2 separate regions of the Mus musculus genome follow, and region 2 is linked to region 1. A link is a contact called in ENCODE POLR2A ChIA-PET data. All regions are on one chromosome and are shown on one strand. The core of a region is the stretch at or near the end of the contact, and the rest is flanking DNA. Distances in the headings are between cores, read along the strand shown. Region 1 holds the start of Gstt2 (glutathione S-transferase, theta 2). Region 2 has its middle 11 kb from the start of Derl3.

Evidence for each region. ChIA-PET counts read pairs that join two places held with the same protein, here RNA polymerase II (POLR2A).
Region 2: POLR2A ChIA-PET joins it to region 1 with 85 read pairs in embryonic stem cell. The contact joins the enhancer-like site here to the promoter of Gstt2 in region 1. POLR2A ChIA-PET finds 5 or more read pairs at or near these places in 4 of 5 experiments (Patski and embryonic stem cell).

What each region holds. Positions count from the first base shown.
Region 1 is chr10:75,831,536-75,838,740 of GRCm38, reverse strand. It overlaps Gstt2 (glutathione S-transferase, theta 2), which reads left to right and starts at 3,860. Exons shown (of 5, transcript NM_010361.2): 1 at 3,860-4,566; 2 at 5,002-5,089; 3 at 5,930-6,080; 4 at 6,173-6,346; 5 at 6,647-6,896. The coding sequence starts at 4,455. The coding sequence ends at 6,856.
Region 2 is chr10:75,879,375-75,886,257 of GRCm38, reverse strand. No RefSeq gene overlaps it. Among named protein-coding and RNA genes, the nearest start is that of Derl3, 11 kb to the left of the region's middle. Within about 2 kb of position 2,923, at least 2 of the 3 ENCODE cell types and tissues checked have a DNase peak (open chromatin) inside an H3K27ac peak, as active enhancers do.

The DNA.
Region 1 (7,205 bases), core at 2,611-5,110:
GCTCAAGGTCACTCAGCTAGTAACTGACAGGACCCTTATTTCAAATCCAGGAGCATGGGCTAAGGGCACTGGTGCAAAGAGAGGGCATAGAGACACCCCCTCCCCCTCAAACTGATGAATCTCTCTTGGCAAATGTGGAAGTGAGGACGATATGATAGCAACAGGCTGCAACTACAAATTATATCCAACTATTTTTCTCTTCAATGTTTCTCAAAACCCTGGGAGTAGGAGTTTCTCTAGAAATCGGAGACCCAACTGCTCTCAGTCTATCACTAGATCTCTGAAACCACCCCTGGAAGGAAGGAAATAATGTGATAATTTAGGGAGTAACAAAGCCACCTAAGAAAACTTGAGGAGCTCGGTGACTTCCTATTAGGATGTCCCCCAGCAGGGGCCATCCATCAGTGTGGCTGGTTCACCCAAGGTGTCTTGATATAAGATGTACAAAGTAGGAACATGAGGACAGGGAGAGAGTGTCAAAGCCCTGTAGTGGGACGGCAGCGATTCTGATATGGCCAAGGGCACACTTCTCTAAAAAGCCCTGCTTGCTTCTAGACTGGACCTCAGGGGTAAATCTTTTTCTATCTCGAATTGGCATCTGGCCACCTTTTCCCTCCTTTCTATAGGTAAAGATCTCACAGCTAGAGGTACATTCCAGTGTGATTAAAATGGAGACTCAGAGATCCGGAAAGAGCTGTGGGCAAAACTTCCAGCCACAAGAGAAAACAGCCATCCTGACTTCCTCACGTTTCAGAGCCGGACTTCAATCCTAAGAGTTTTCTTTGCCCGTTTTCGCCTCCGACCCCACCCCGCTTTCCTGCTCTCTCCTGATCCTATCGTGCACATTAAAAAAATGGCTTTGCCAGAAAACTCGGTTTACAGGAGTGGGAGAGCGTGGGTGAGCACTGTTTTAAGCTTTACCAAAGCTTCCCCCATTCTTTTTCTTCCCCCTTTTGCCCCACTTCCAATCCCGGTTCCCATCTCCAGGGATCTTGCATAGTTCCTTCCAAAAGACCCAGCCTGCACCAGGTTCCTAGGAAAGGCCTGAAGTGCCTGAAGTGCAGGCTCTGCTGGAGTCTCTATTCCCAGCCTTCCGCGATTGGCCAGCTTCCCTCCTTCCCTTCCTCCCTCTGCTCCCGTTGCGGGGAGTTTCCCCACAATCAACCCTTCCAATCCGGGAGGCAATGACCTCTAGAGGTTGTGGCAGCTAGTCTACTGCCCCTAACGGACCAGCTCACGCCCGTTGCTCGCGTGAGCAGTTGCCAAGGCAACCAACAGGCCGCTGACTCTCCTCCCTGCAGTGTAGGATTCCCAGCATGCTTTGCGCAGCGGACTCTCGGAGGAGGGCGGGAAATGCTGCATTTCCCAGAAGCCCCTTCGTGGGGTAGTCCTCTGAAGTAGGGAGCCGAGGGTAACTCTCGGACGCCCACCCTGGTGGTAGGTATGGGAGCTGGCGTTCAGAGGAGAGCGGCTGTCCAAAATTCTTGTAGCTGGTTTCGTGGTTTGCGTTTGCGCTGTTCACTGAGGTACGGCTGTGTGACGAGAGACGAGGAAGATGAATGACCCAGTGGTCACACTACAGCAGTTTGCAATCTGTTATAAAGAACATTTAGAGGATATCTAATGTTTTGATGATTGTAAGATCATATTGTGCATGCCAGTCAGATAATCCGCATCGTGGCTCCTGAATCCATGGCTCAGGGAACATCACAGAAAGGCTGTAAGAACCAGAATACCAGGAAGTCTGATGCGAAACAGTCTCTAGAAATGGCTGTACAAACTATACTGGAGCAATGGCAATATCTATGGACATGTTAATGTTGAAGGGAGAAAGTCTCCAGGTCCCAACCCTAGACAAAGAACTATTGGCCACTAATAGAGAAGAATTAGCCTCTCATAGGAATGAACTCCTTAGTTGGTTGTCCAATGCAGAACTGTCAGCCTTGAGTTTATATGTACAAACAAAAAAATAGAGCTAGCAGGTTTATATAATCTGTGCACATACACACATATGTATGTAACAATAATAATTTAAAAGATGAGAAGAGCTAAGAAAACCTAGCCAGAGGCCAGGATGGTGGTACACACCTTTAATTCCAGGATTGAAGCAAGAGGATCTCTGTGAGTTCAGAGTTAGCCTGTTCTACATAGTTAGTTCCCTGACAGCCAGCCTATATAGACAGACCCTGTCTCAATGAATAACAACAAAATTTCCTCAAACAAATTAGCTGTTTCCACAGAATGAGGTCAACACGTTTGAAGACTAACTATTCTCTGGCAGTCAGCCATTCCAACTTTTATTCCCACCACTTCAGTAACCACCGTTCGGTGTGATTTGTGAACCTTGGCTTCTCTTCAGTTTTTTTGTTTGTTTTGTGGTGTGGAGGGTTGAATCCAGGGCTAGGTTCACTGATGCTAAACAAATGCTGTGTCATGAAACCAGGTTCTAGCTACTGATTTTCTTTGTCCTGTTTGTCAGATAGGCTCCCCCTAGGTGGCCCAGGGTATAAACTGCCAAACCCCACTGCCATGAGCAACATACTTCCTGTAGCAAGCAAGGTGCCACAACCTAAAAGCTACATAACCCACACAAAACAGACCACCAGCTGGGGTCTGTTCATACACTAGGTTCAAACGCAGGAAACTATGGGCTGTGGGGAGGTGGGGCGGGGGCGGGCATTTCTCATTCAAACTACCACTCACTCTGGCTTTAGGTATCTGACAATCAAGATGAAAACTATTACCAGTCAAAAAGGGAGGGTAGCAAAAAAAAAAAAAAAAAAAAAGGGGTATTTTTGTCAAGATTCAAGGAAGCCCTTTTTTTGGGGGGGGGGAGGGGTTAAGAAGCCGGAAGAGAGGATGAGATGGAAGAGGGGAGTGAGGCAGCCAAACCAGTTCCTTGCCAGTGTGGGAGGGGACTCTCCGGAGAGTAGCGAAGCAGGTACCTGAGTCTGCAGGGTGAAAGCCGGGGGGGGGGGGGGGGGGGTGTTTCGGGGCGGGATTCAGGGGTCCATCCATTCAAGAGCCATATCTGATCCCGTGAGAGAGGATGTCTGACCTAGGGGAAGCACGTGAAATAAACAAGGCCAGGAGACTTCTAGGGGCCAATCACATCAGAGGGCTTGGGTGGGTACAGTCATCTTGGATCACATGCTCTCCCTACCGAATTTGCACGAGCAGAGCCACGTGCGGTGCAGGGCTGCAGAAGAAGCTCCTCTGGGGACAGCTTTGTGTTTTTCAGAATCCTTTTCCTCAAAAAACAACACCAGCTTATTTAGGTAAAAGGGCAATTTGGCTTCAGACGGTTCTGGCGGTGGGAGGGGCGAGGGGAGGGGCCACTTGAGAGAGCTCGGTTTGAGCCTACTGGCTACCACAGCTCCTAGCTATCAACTCACAGGGTAAGACTGGTTCTATGGCAAATGCCTGTAGTCCTAAGCACTTGGAAAATGAAGTCGAATTTGAGGCCAACCTGGACTATATGAGTCCCTGTTTCAAACAAAACAAAACAAAACAAAACAAAAAATAGCCAACCAAATGAATCAAACAAACATAAATTCCCTGGAAAGCCAGGCAGGATAGGTCTCACCTGGGAGTCCCAGACATTCAGGAAACTAAGACAGGAGAATCAATGGAGCAGAAGGGTTTGAGGCCAGCCTGTGCTATAGCAAGACCCCTACCCCTCAATGTCAAAAAAAAAAAAAAAAAAAAAAAAAAAAGAAAGAAAGAAAGAAAGAAAAAAGAAAAAAAGAAAAACGCCCAGGGAAACATTCTGGTGCCCGATATGGCCCACGGGCTATAGCTACTCTAAAAGATTCAGATAAAGCCAGTGATAATGGGCACCTCTTTTCCCCATCGGAAGATGCTACCGTGGAGAGTGTTGGAGGCGGGCGAGAGAGGTGGTCCTGTGACTCCTTCAAGCTTTGCTGCCCAGCCTCACAGATCTGGGGAGGTCCAGTGTTCTTAGACGACCTGTTTTGCACGGGGCAGCTGGACCAACCACAGTTCTTCCTTAAGGCAAAGTTTCTAGCAGCCTGCAACAAGCTTCACCCGTTAAAGAAGGATCAGCGATCAGCCTCTAAGATCCCCTCCTGCAGTAACTGAGAGCTAGGAGCTGAGCGGTCTAGTTCCCCGCAAACGACTACGTCCACAGAACTCTGAGTTGGGTCCACGAAAGCCCAGCTAGGCCATTTCCGCGTCCGGGTGAGACTAAGGTCCTGGGCTGGATTCCTGGCTCCACGGTCCGCTGGAGCAAATCGCATAAGTCAGTCTGAGTGCGCGCGCACCTCAGCCCTGCTTTTGGTATAAAGTCCTCCAAAGCGTCTCCCTCCCCAAGATCAGCAGGTGTCAGCTATCCAGAGGAGGAAATCGTTTGGCTTGGCCAACTGAGGCTGTGCTGGACCCCAGCTTGCTGTTATCGAACGCAGTCGGCACACCATCTTGTGTCGCTACCGGCAATGGGCTTGGAGCTCTACCTGGACCTGCTGTCACAACCCAGCCGCGCTGTCTACATCTTCGCCAAGAAGAATGGCATCCCCTTCCAGACGCGTACCGTGGATATACTCAAAGGTTGGCACATTTACCCCTAGACCATGTCAGTCCTTCACATTCTGCCTGGGTACAATCTCCCCATCATCTGACCCCCCCCACCCCCAGCGCCGTCCACCAAGGAATGCTCTGCTCTCTTTGGAGTGGTCTTAGTCAGTTCAGAGCCCTCTTTAAACGTAACTTCCGCTCTGACAAGAGAGACTTTTTGTCCTGGGACGTGGGGAGAAAAATGAAAGATTCCTACAGTTTCTGCTTTGAAGGCACGCAGTGTTTAGATTCACAAAATTCCGGAGACTTTGCAGGGAAGAGACACATAGCTGAGCCACCTCTGTGCCTCTGGTTCCCGGCCCATCCGGATTTTGGCCGTTTCGACCTTGCTCTGGTTGCAAAGAGAAAGGGGAAAATAGGAATACTGCTTGAGTCCTTGCACGCATTTTCTGGCTTCTTCCTTCCCAGGGCAGCACATGAGCGAGCAATTCTCCCAGGTGAACTGCTTAAACAAAGTTCCTGTACTCAAAGACGGAAGCTTCGTGTTGACCGAAAGGTGCAGCTGTAAATATACCCAGAGCCCTCACTACCTCCTCCGGCTCCCTTTGGCCGCCCCACTTCCGTTGGAGTGGGGTGCGGGGCGGGGCCCTGGCCGACTCCGACCCTAGGCTGTGAGGGGGCCTGGCTAGAGCAGACTCTGTGGGAAGGGGTCCTGGAAGACTAGAGGGCTGATCCAGCATGTCCCTTGCTTCTGTCCTGTTTCATCTGCTGGACTCCCCCCCTCCCCCTCCAGGCCTCCCTATCCTGATTGAGGGGTATTGGAAGGCGACAAGGGGACGATTGTCAAGGGTTAGGGAAAAAAAAATGTAGATTCAACAAAGGACTAGGAAGGGCTTCTCCTAACTTCCTAGATGTCCTGTTTAATCCGCCAAAGCTTGGCCCCGGAGACCAATGAAAGGGTCAGGGCTCACAGACTGTTTGGTTCTCCCATTAGAGTCTAGTGTCAGAGAGCTAAAAAACAAAACAAAACAACAACAAAAAAAAACCCACAAAACAACAACAACCACCACCAAAAAAGAAAGGCGGAGAGAAAAAGGTCTGGCCAGGGGTCAGTGTCCACGACATCAAAAAAAGAGGCGACCTGGAGAGGGGCAGAGCTCTTGCTGGTGTCTGTCTGTGTGTGTCTGTGTGTGTCTCTGGGTTTCACCATGCACAACATTGCAGAGAAGAAAGGCTCTGGGGACAGGCAAGAGTCATGGAGAGATAGGTGGTGAGACCAGAGGGAAGTACTTCAAATGTGAGAATTCTGAAGGCCCCGCCAAGGGATGGGAAACAGCCAAGGTCCTTAAATCCCCTCTTCCCATGGTCCATATAGCCCCTCTTCTATGATTCCCAGCACAGCCATCTTGATTTACCTGAGTTCCAAGTACCAGGTGGCAGACCACTGGTACCCGGCCGACCTACAGGCCCGTGCCCAAGTCCACGAATACCTGGGCTGGCATGCCGACAACATCCGTGGTACTTTCGGAGTGCTCCTATGGACCAAGGTATCCAGGGTCCTCTGGGGAGGGGCTGAACCTTGGGCACCCAGTAAGAGTCAGGCTTATTTATAGATTGAGCTCTTCTGTCGTTCTGCCAGGTGTTGGGGCCACTCATTGGGGTCCAGGTTCCCCAGGAGAAGGTGGAACGGAACAGAGATAGAATGGTCCTGGTTCTGCAACAGCTGGAGGACAAGTTCCTCAGGGACAGGGCCTTCCTTGTTGGCCAGCAGGTGACGCTAGCGGATCTCATGTCTCTGGAGGAGTTGATGCAGGTAGGAGACCAGCAGATGGGGTAGTAGTAGCTAAGGGCGGACTCTTCTTTTTGCTACTTCCCCAAGTCCAAAGCACTGTGGTCTGGGAAAAGCCAGAACCATAGAGGGGAACTTTGTGTGATTTGTTTCCTGTCTAGGTGGGAAGTGGGGAGTGGGGTGGGGGGCAGCTTCTGGCTGCTGTCAGGTCCTGGATCTGATCACAGTGCCCCAGACCTCCCATGGGGCTGTGTCTATGATGCTTGTGTTGCCTGCAATGGGACCCTCGGTATCTCTTCGACTTTCCCATCTTTGTCTCTACAGCCCGTGGCTCTTGGCTATAACCTGTTTGAGGGACGGCCTCAGCTGACAGCATGGCGAGAGAGGGTGGAGGCGTTCTTGGGTGCTGAGCTGTGTCAGGAGGCTCATAGCACCATCCTGAGCATCCTGGGACAGGCAGCCAAGAAAATGTTACCAGTACCCCCTCCGGAGGTCCATGCCAGCATGCAGCTTCGAATTGCTAGGATTCCTTGAGTGGTCTGACCAGCAATAAAGACTCATTTTGTGTTTTTTCTTTCCTTTTTTTTCTTTTTTTTAAAAAATATTTATTTATTTATTTATTATATGTAAGTACACTGTAGCTGTCTTCAGACTCTCATTACGGGTGGTTGTGAGCCACAATGTGGTTGCTGGGATTTGAACTTCGGACCTTTGGAAGAGCAGTCGGGTGCTCTTACCCACTGAGACATCTCACCAACCCCTTTCCTTTTTTTTCTTAACGTTTCTTTTTGCCCCAGTCTTTTATCCTGGCTCCCTCTCTGACTCTGAGAGAAGCTTTAAAAGGAACACCAGCTATCCTTAGCATGCTTCTCTTAAGGTACAG
Region 2 (6,883 bases), core at 1,674-4,173, 48 kb before region 1:
AGCCATTCCTTGCTTATCTCTGTACCTGACATAACAGACTCTTGACTACCAGGTAAAACCTTTAGTATAATTCTTAACATGCTTTGAACTTCCACTTACCCAAAGGCTAAGACTGGCACCCGGTAGCATCTAAAACCAATGAGTGACTTCCTGAGATCCCAGTCCTGTTTCCTGAACCTTTCCAGGGAGATGTGAACAATTGCCTAATCCCCCCATCGAAGACCAAAGTATGATCTACCAGAGTCCCCCTGGGGCAAACCAACGAGTTCATTTGAGTTACAGAGTATGGAGGAGGGGCTGCCTACTGGAGTATCGTGACCCCAAAGCACCCAGTGGCAACCCTCACCCAGTGTGGAAGGACCTCTCCACACCTGCAGAGACGGAGTCCCCTCAGTTAACCTCTGTGTTCTATGTACACTGTAGCTCCCAGGACCACACACACAGGGGCACAGGTACATACATCTGGGACAAGAGGCATAGAGAGTGACAGGAATCTCAGCTGGGGGCTAATGACCCTCCCCTTTTCTTCTGGGAGCGGGGGACACAGGCTCAGTCTTGAGGGTCTGTTACAAGCAGTAGCAGCTGCTCTGGTGATAATTGTTGTTATGCTTGTTTAAAGATTGATTGATTGATTGATTAATGATTGATTTTATGTATATAAGTACATTGTAGCTGTCTTCAGACACACCAGAAGAGGGCATCAGATCCCATTACAGATGGTTGTGAGCCACCATGTAGTTGCTGGGAATTGAACTCAAGACCTCTGGAAGAGCAGTCAGTGCTCTTAACCTCTGAGCTACCTTTTCACTCACCACTATACCCCTACTCCCCCACCAGTCCTGCCCCTTTTTTGAGACAAGGTTTCTCTGTGTAATTTTGACTGTTCTGGAACTCGCTCTGTAGACCAGGCTGGTCTCAAATTCAGAGATCCACCAGCCTCTGCCTTCTCAGTGCTGAGATTTAAAGTATGTGCCACCACCACCTGGCCACACATAGAACAGCTTCTTGTTAGAAAATATTCAGGGAAATCTGAAATCTATGTTCACAAAACATGGTCATTTTTGTATTTGACTTAGAGTAATCTCTCACTCCCTTTGGGGTGAAAGCTAGGCTTTGACAGCTTTGGTGCTCAATCTGGGGTCCTAAGAACATCATTTTCATTAGAGGAGTCGCCCAAATCAGGGCCATGTGCCAGTACAGGCCTTTGTGCCCAAATGACCGTTTTGCTTCCTCAGGTTGGCAAACTTTCTGGAGCCTGGACATCACTTTGGTCTGACCAGTAGCCACTGGTCTGTGGGGATGGCTAATGAGCTGGTTAGGCGTTCCCGCACTGAGAACACTAGTTTGGCCAGAGCGGTCTCAGAGCATTTCTGTCTGTACAGGTGAACAGGAGCATTCGTCTTTTAGTTTACAAATGTATGACATACATGATCATCACAACACATTAACCTGAAGGTCCTTGGCCGTAGGACTAAGGATGCGTCATGGGCAGCCTACTCTAATTGAGACTTAAAAGCATGGACGACCCCAGGCATGGTAGCACAGGCCTGGAATCCCAGCACAGGCACACGAAGCATGCATATGCCACGGGGCCTATGTGGAGGGGAGAAGGTAACTTTCTACAGTCAGTTCTAGCCTTCTGTCAGATTCCAGTGATCGAACCCAGGTCGTTAGGCTTGTGTGGCAACCCACTGAGCAGTCTTGACAGCCTACGCAATCAATCACTCACTCAGAAATCCTCCTGTCTCTGCCTCCTAAGTGCTGGGATTAAAGGCATGCGTCTCCATGCCTGGCGCAGGCGGATTTCTGAGTTCAAGGCCAGCCTGGTCTACAGAGTGAGTTCCAGGACAGCCAGGGCTACACAGAGAAACCCTGTCTTGAAAAAACAAACAACAACAATAAATGTGGCTGAATACCTCAAAACATAGGACCTAACCAGAGCAATCAGTCATATAGATTCTAATTATAGGGTAACTTAACTTGATGACTCAGATTCCTGATGATGTGCCTGCTAACTAGCAGCCGGCTTGGAAGACTCCAAGGAGCCCTGTGGCAAAGTCAGACCTGGACCTGCCTTTGAGCAATTTCCCCATCAGTTCCTATTAGACAACCCAAACACTTTGGCTTGACTCTTCTTATCCAAATTATACAAAGCAGTCAGTTTCCAGAGAGTGTGGCACTGATGGTTATTATTTTGTTTTGTTTTTTTTTAAGGTTTATTATTTATTTTATGTATGTGAATACACTTGTCATGGTCTTCAGACACACCAGAAGAGGGCATCAGATCCTATTACAGATGGTTGTGAGCCACCATGTGGTTTCTGGGAATTGAACTCAGGACTTCTGGAAGAGCAGTCAGTGCTCTTAACCACTGAGCCATCTCTCCAGCCCTTGTTTGTTTGTTTGTTTGTTTGTTTGTTTTTTAGTTGGCCAAAATCCAGGGCCCAAAGAAGCTTGGAAGGAGTTTTAAGTGCTGCACTAGGAATTTTAAGACACTTAAACCCAGCACTCAGGAGGCAGCAGGCGGATTTCTGAGTTTGGTTCGAGGCCAGCCTGGTCTACAAAGTGAGTTCCAGGACAGCCAGGGCTATACAGAGAAACCCTGTCTCAAAAAAAAAAAAAAAAAAAAAAAAAAAGACACGATAAATTTCCAAAAAAAATCAAAAACATACCTTTTTAAAAATTAATCTGACCCTGTCTTGAAAAAAAAAATTAATCTGAGTACTGGAGGTAATTCAGAAGTTAAAGGTGCTTGTTGCCAATTCTGATGGCCTGACACACACACACACACACACACACACACACACACACACACACACACCACAAAGTCTGACTTCTGCAGAATATGTAGTGTGTCGCCTCCTGGCGACAAAAGTGTATGCGCCGCGTGGGAAATCTCCAGAGTTAAATCAGGACGGGGTGGAGCAGAGCTGAGGAGAGCAGGTTCCTGGCAGAATCCGTGGCCAATCCTGGCTGAGCTCCTGCAGCCGCGCGGGGGTGGGCTCCTAGTCTAAGTCCCTGGAGGAGATACCGAAGAGTAGAGTGGCAGAGGGACCGGTGAGAGGAAGGACTGGAACCTATTTGGCTAATGGGTTACCTTTAATACGAGCTGCCCTCTACTGTTCCCGCTGTGTGCCCGCTCTGGGCCTCAATTAGTCTGTTTGATTAAAGAGCCCAGAAAAAAATAGTGGAAGGCAAGAAAGAGAGCAAATTCTGACCTCAGTAAACGGGCCTGCGTTTATTAGCACAGCAGCGAGGGGCCCCAACTTTCTACCCCAGAATGGAAGTTGTACTAAGGGGAAGGAGCTAGCTGATCAGGACCCTTAGAGGAATTGGCCCTGGGCTTAGGTGTCGGGGAAATAGAGGGTACTGCAGATCAAGACAGGTTTGAGGAATTTGTAATCTCTTATTTATTAATTAAAAAAATTAATTGCTTGCTCAGACAAAGCAGACTGTTTTGAGAACTAACTCAATAAACAATTCTCGCTGAGATAAAGATATGGCTGACCAGGTGGTCTCAGCACAGTGATTTCTGGATTTCTACAGCTGGGGGAGTCTATCCTCTCATTCACCATCTGCAGACTAGGTAATCCTAGCTGGTAGGAGGGGCCAGGAGCTGTCGGTGGGCTTTGTACCTCCATTCTCAGCCTTCTCCCTGGGTAAAAACATTACGTGAGTATCCAATGAGTATCCAATCCTGGAAGCCGAGGCTTAGGAGTGTGCGGGGTGGGGGTGGGGGTGGGGGTGGGGGTGGGAGGGGTGGGTTGACTTCAACTGTAAACAAAGCTTGCCGGGTTGCCAGGCTGGCTTTGCCATTTGGGTAAGACCAGCTCTGATCTAACCGGTTGCAGGCAGCGTAGGGTTGACCTCAAGGTTTTCTGGATACAGAAGGCCGAGCCACCCACTCGTGGGTCGTTGAGGACTAAAAACCGAAGAACCGACGCCGGTGCCAAGGGGCTATCGAGACAGCTATGATGACAACGTCCCTACCCTGTCGGTTAATGTTTGCCGAGGCCGAACCTTGCACTTGCTAGCGAAAGGTTGAGGGAAGAGGGCTTGCACACATCAGACCCGTGACACTGTGGGGCTATTTCAGGGCACCCGAGAAATATCTTTGAGGAGGGGAGAACTAAAGAAACCAGTTATCCCTATAGCAGTGATGGGAACAAGGGCATATGCATCTGCCCCACCCAAGGGTTTCTTTCCCTTCATATGCAAAGGATCTTCAAATAATGTAAGAATGAATGTCTGCAAGCTGCTGACCTGGGAGCTCCGTTCCCTTCCTTCTCCCCACCCCCTCTTGGTTTTGTTTTTTGTTTTTCTCTGTTCTTGTGACCCAAGTGTCTGTGTAGCCTAGGCCGACCTTGAGCTGCTGCCTCCAGCTCTCCACTGTTCGCCTTAAAGGTGTGTGCCACCACCAGGCCTGGCTTCCTTCCAACTTTAATGCCCCTATGTTGATGATTTTACCCACTGCACATACTCTCTCTGTGTTCCAGTGGAGGGTTATTCTATTATATACCAAAGTTTATTTCTTCTCTGTTTGCTTGATGATTGACAGCTGAGTTGTTTCCAGCTTTCCTAGGCTACAAACAATGCTGCCTTTGTGAAGAGTTCTTGCACATAGGGGTAACAGTTTCTCCAAGGCAAACCAAAGATCTGCTGGGGGTTGCTGGTTCAGAGCTATTTACAACCTGAATTTGCCAACACCCAAACTTCTCTCCTGGGCTGCTATACCAACTTATGTTTCCCTGGTCAGCAAAGCAGCAGCGACTTTAGCTCATCACCGCTGTTGGCACAAAACCACAGTTCTCATCTCAGACGGGGTCAGGGATAGCCTGTTCTGCAGGCACATATGAGTAATGTGGGCTGGGAACGCAGACAGATTCAGGTCTGAACAAATACCATGTTCTGCTGTGGACATGGTTCCAGGAGACTTTATTAGTTGCAGAACAGAAAATAATAAATCAAACTACTTACTGTGATGTGGGTTACAGGTCAGGGGTTATAGCAAAGTAGGGAAAATTCTACTATAGGCTCCAGATATTAGCTGATAATCGTCTGAGGTTTTAGACTGTTGAAAGCTAGTGGTTTGCCAAGAATACATTTTAAGATGTTAGGTCAGACAGGGGGTAAACAATGAAGGCTTTCAGACAGACTGAAAGAGCCCAAGATAATTTACCTCTGATTTGCAAGGTTTTAACCCTACATTCTCCAAGTTCAGTCACTTGGCCTTGTAGAATCTTTAGCCCAAGTGCACCCACCCCCTTTTCTTCTGGGACTTGGCACTGTCAGAATGAATCTGTTCATTGGATGAGACTGAAACTGGGGGTTTAATCGAGGCTTAGCTGTTGTGAATTTAACTTGCAGTTCCTGATGGCCAAAGCATGTAAGTCTCTCTCTCTCTCTCTCTCTCTCTCTCTCTCTCTCTCTCTCTCTCTCTCTTCTTAGTTTTGTTCAAGACAGGGTTTCTCAGTGTAGCCCTGGCTGTCCTGGAACTCACTATGTAGACCAGGCTGGCTTCGAACTCAGAAATCTGCCTGCCTCTGCCTCCCAAGTGCTGGGATTAAAGACGTGCGCCACCACTGCCTGGCAGCATGTAAGTCTCTTTTGTGTGGACTTAATGTAATTGTGCATTGATTTTGATGTATGGAGGGCCCAGAGATGCAGTGTCACGCCCCCACTCCATGCCACGCCCCCACGCTCCATGCCACGCCACCTCCGGCTATAACTGATTCAGCATTACAGAAAGACCCAGATGGAGGATAAACTCAGTCACCCTTACAGCCTGGAATCAAGATGATGTGTGTGAGGCAACATGTCCTGTAGCCCAGGCTGGCCTTGATCCTTATGTAGCAGGGGAAGACCGTGAACTTCCAATCCGCCAGCTGACCTCCTTCCACACCCCAAGCGTGCACCACTACATCCAGGCTGCTTTTTGGTTTTTTTGTTTTGTTTTGTTTTGTTTTTCGAGACAGGGTTTCTCTGTATAGTCCTGGCTGTCCTGGAACTCACTCTGTAGACCAGGCTGGCCTCGAACTCAGAAATCCGCCTGCCTCTGCCTCTCAAGTGCTGGGATCAAAGGTGTGTGCCACCACGCCCGGCTCAGGCTGCTTATTTTTTGAAACAGGACCTTGCTTTACATCCTGATTTGTCCTTGAACCCAATGGCCTCTTGCCTGCACACTGCCTCCCCAGCTCCCCAGTGCTAGGACCACAGGATACCGGTAACGTTCTAAACTCTAATTATTTGCTCTTTCCGCAAGCGTTTATTTGCAGGCCAGCTTCACTGTAGACTCAACAGACTGAGGAGGGGACCTCTCTACGGCAGGCTCCAGTCAGGTTCTAGACTTGCCTCTCATGAATTATCCCTGGCTGTCAAAATCAAGACTCCAAGGCTTTTCCTGATCTTTTGGATGCCACTAAAAAAAACATTCTACGCCGGGCGGTGGTGGCGCACGCCTTTGATCCCAGCACTTGGGAGGCAGAGGCAGGCGGATTTCTGTGTTCGAGACCAGCTTGGTCTACAAAAGTGAGTTCCAGAAAAGCCAGGGCTATATAGAGAAACCCCGTCTCAAAAAACCAAAAAAAAAAAAAAGAAAAGAAAACATTCTATTAAAGGAGAGAGAGAGAGAGAGAGAACAACAAAATAATCAATAAAAATCAATAAAGCCATTAAACCAACCTTAAGGAACACTTTATTCAAAGGAAACTATGGCAACAGGTGTAGAGACTATCACTTTCTGTAGGGAAGCTGTTTACTGCTGTGAACAGACAGCATGACCAAGGCAACTCTCATAAGGACAACATTTAATTGGGGCTGGCTTACAGGTTCAGAGGTTCAGTCCTTTATCTCCAAGGCAGGAACATGGCAGTGTCCAGGCAGG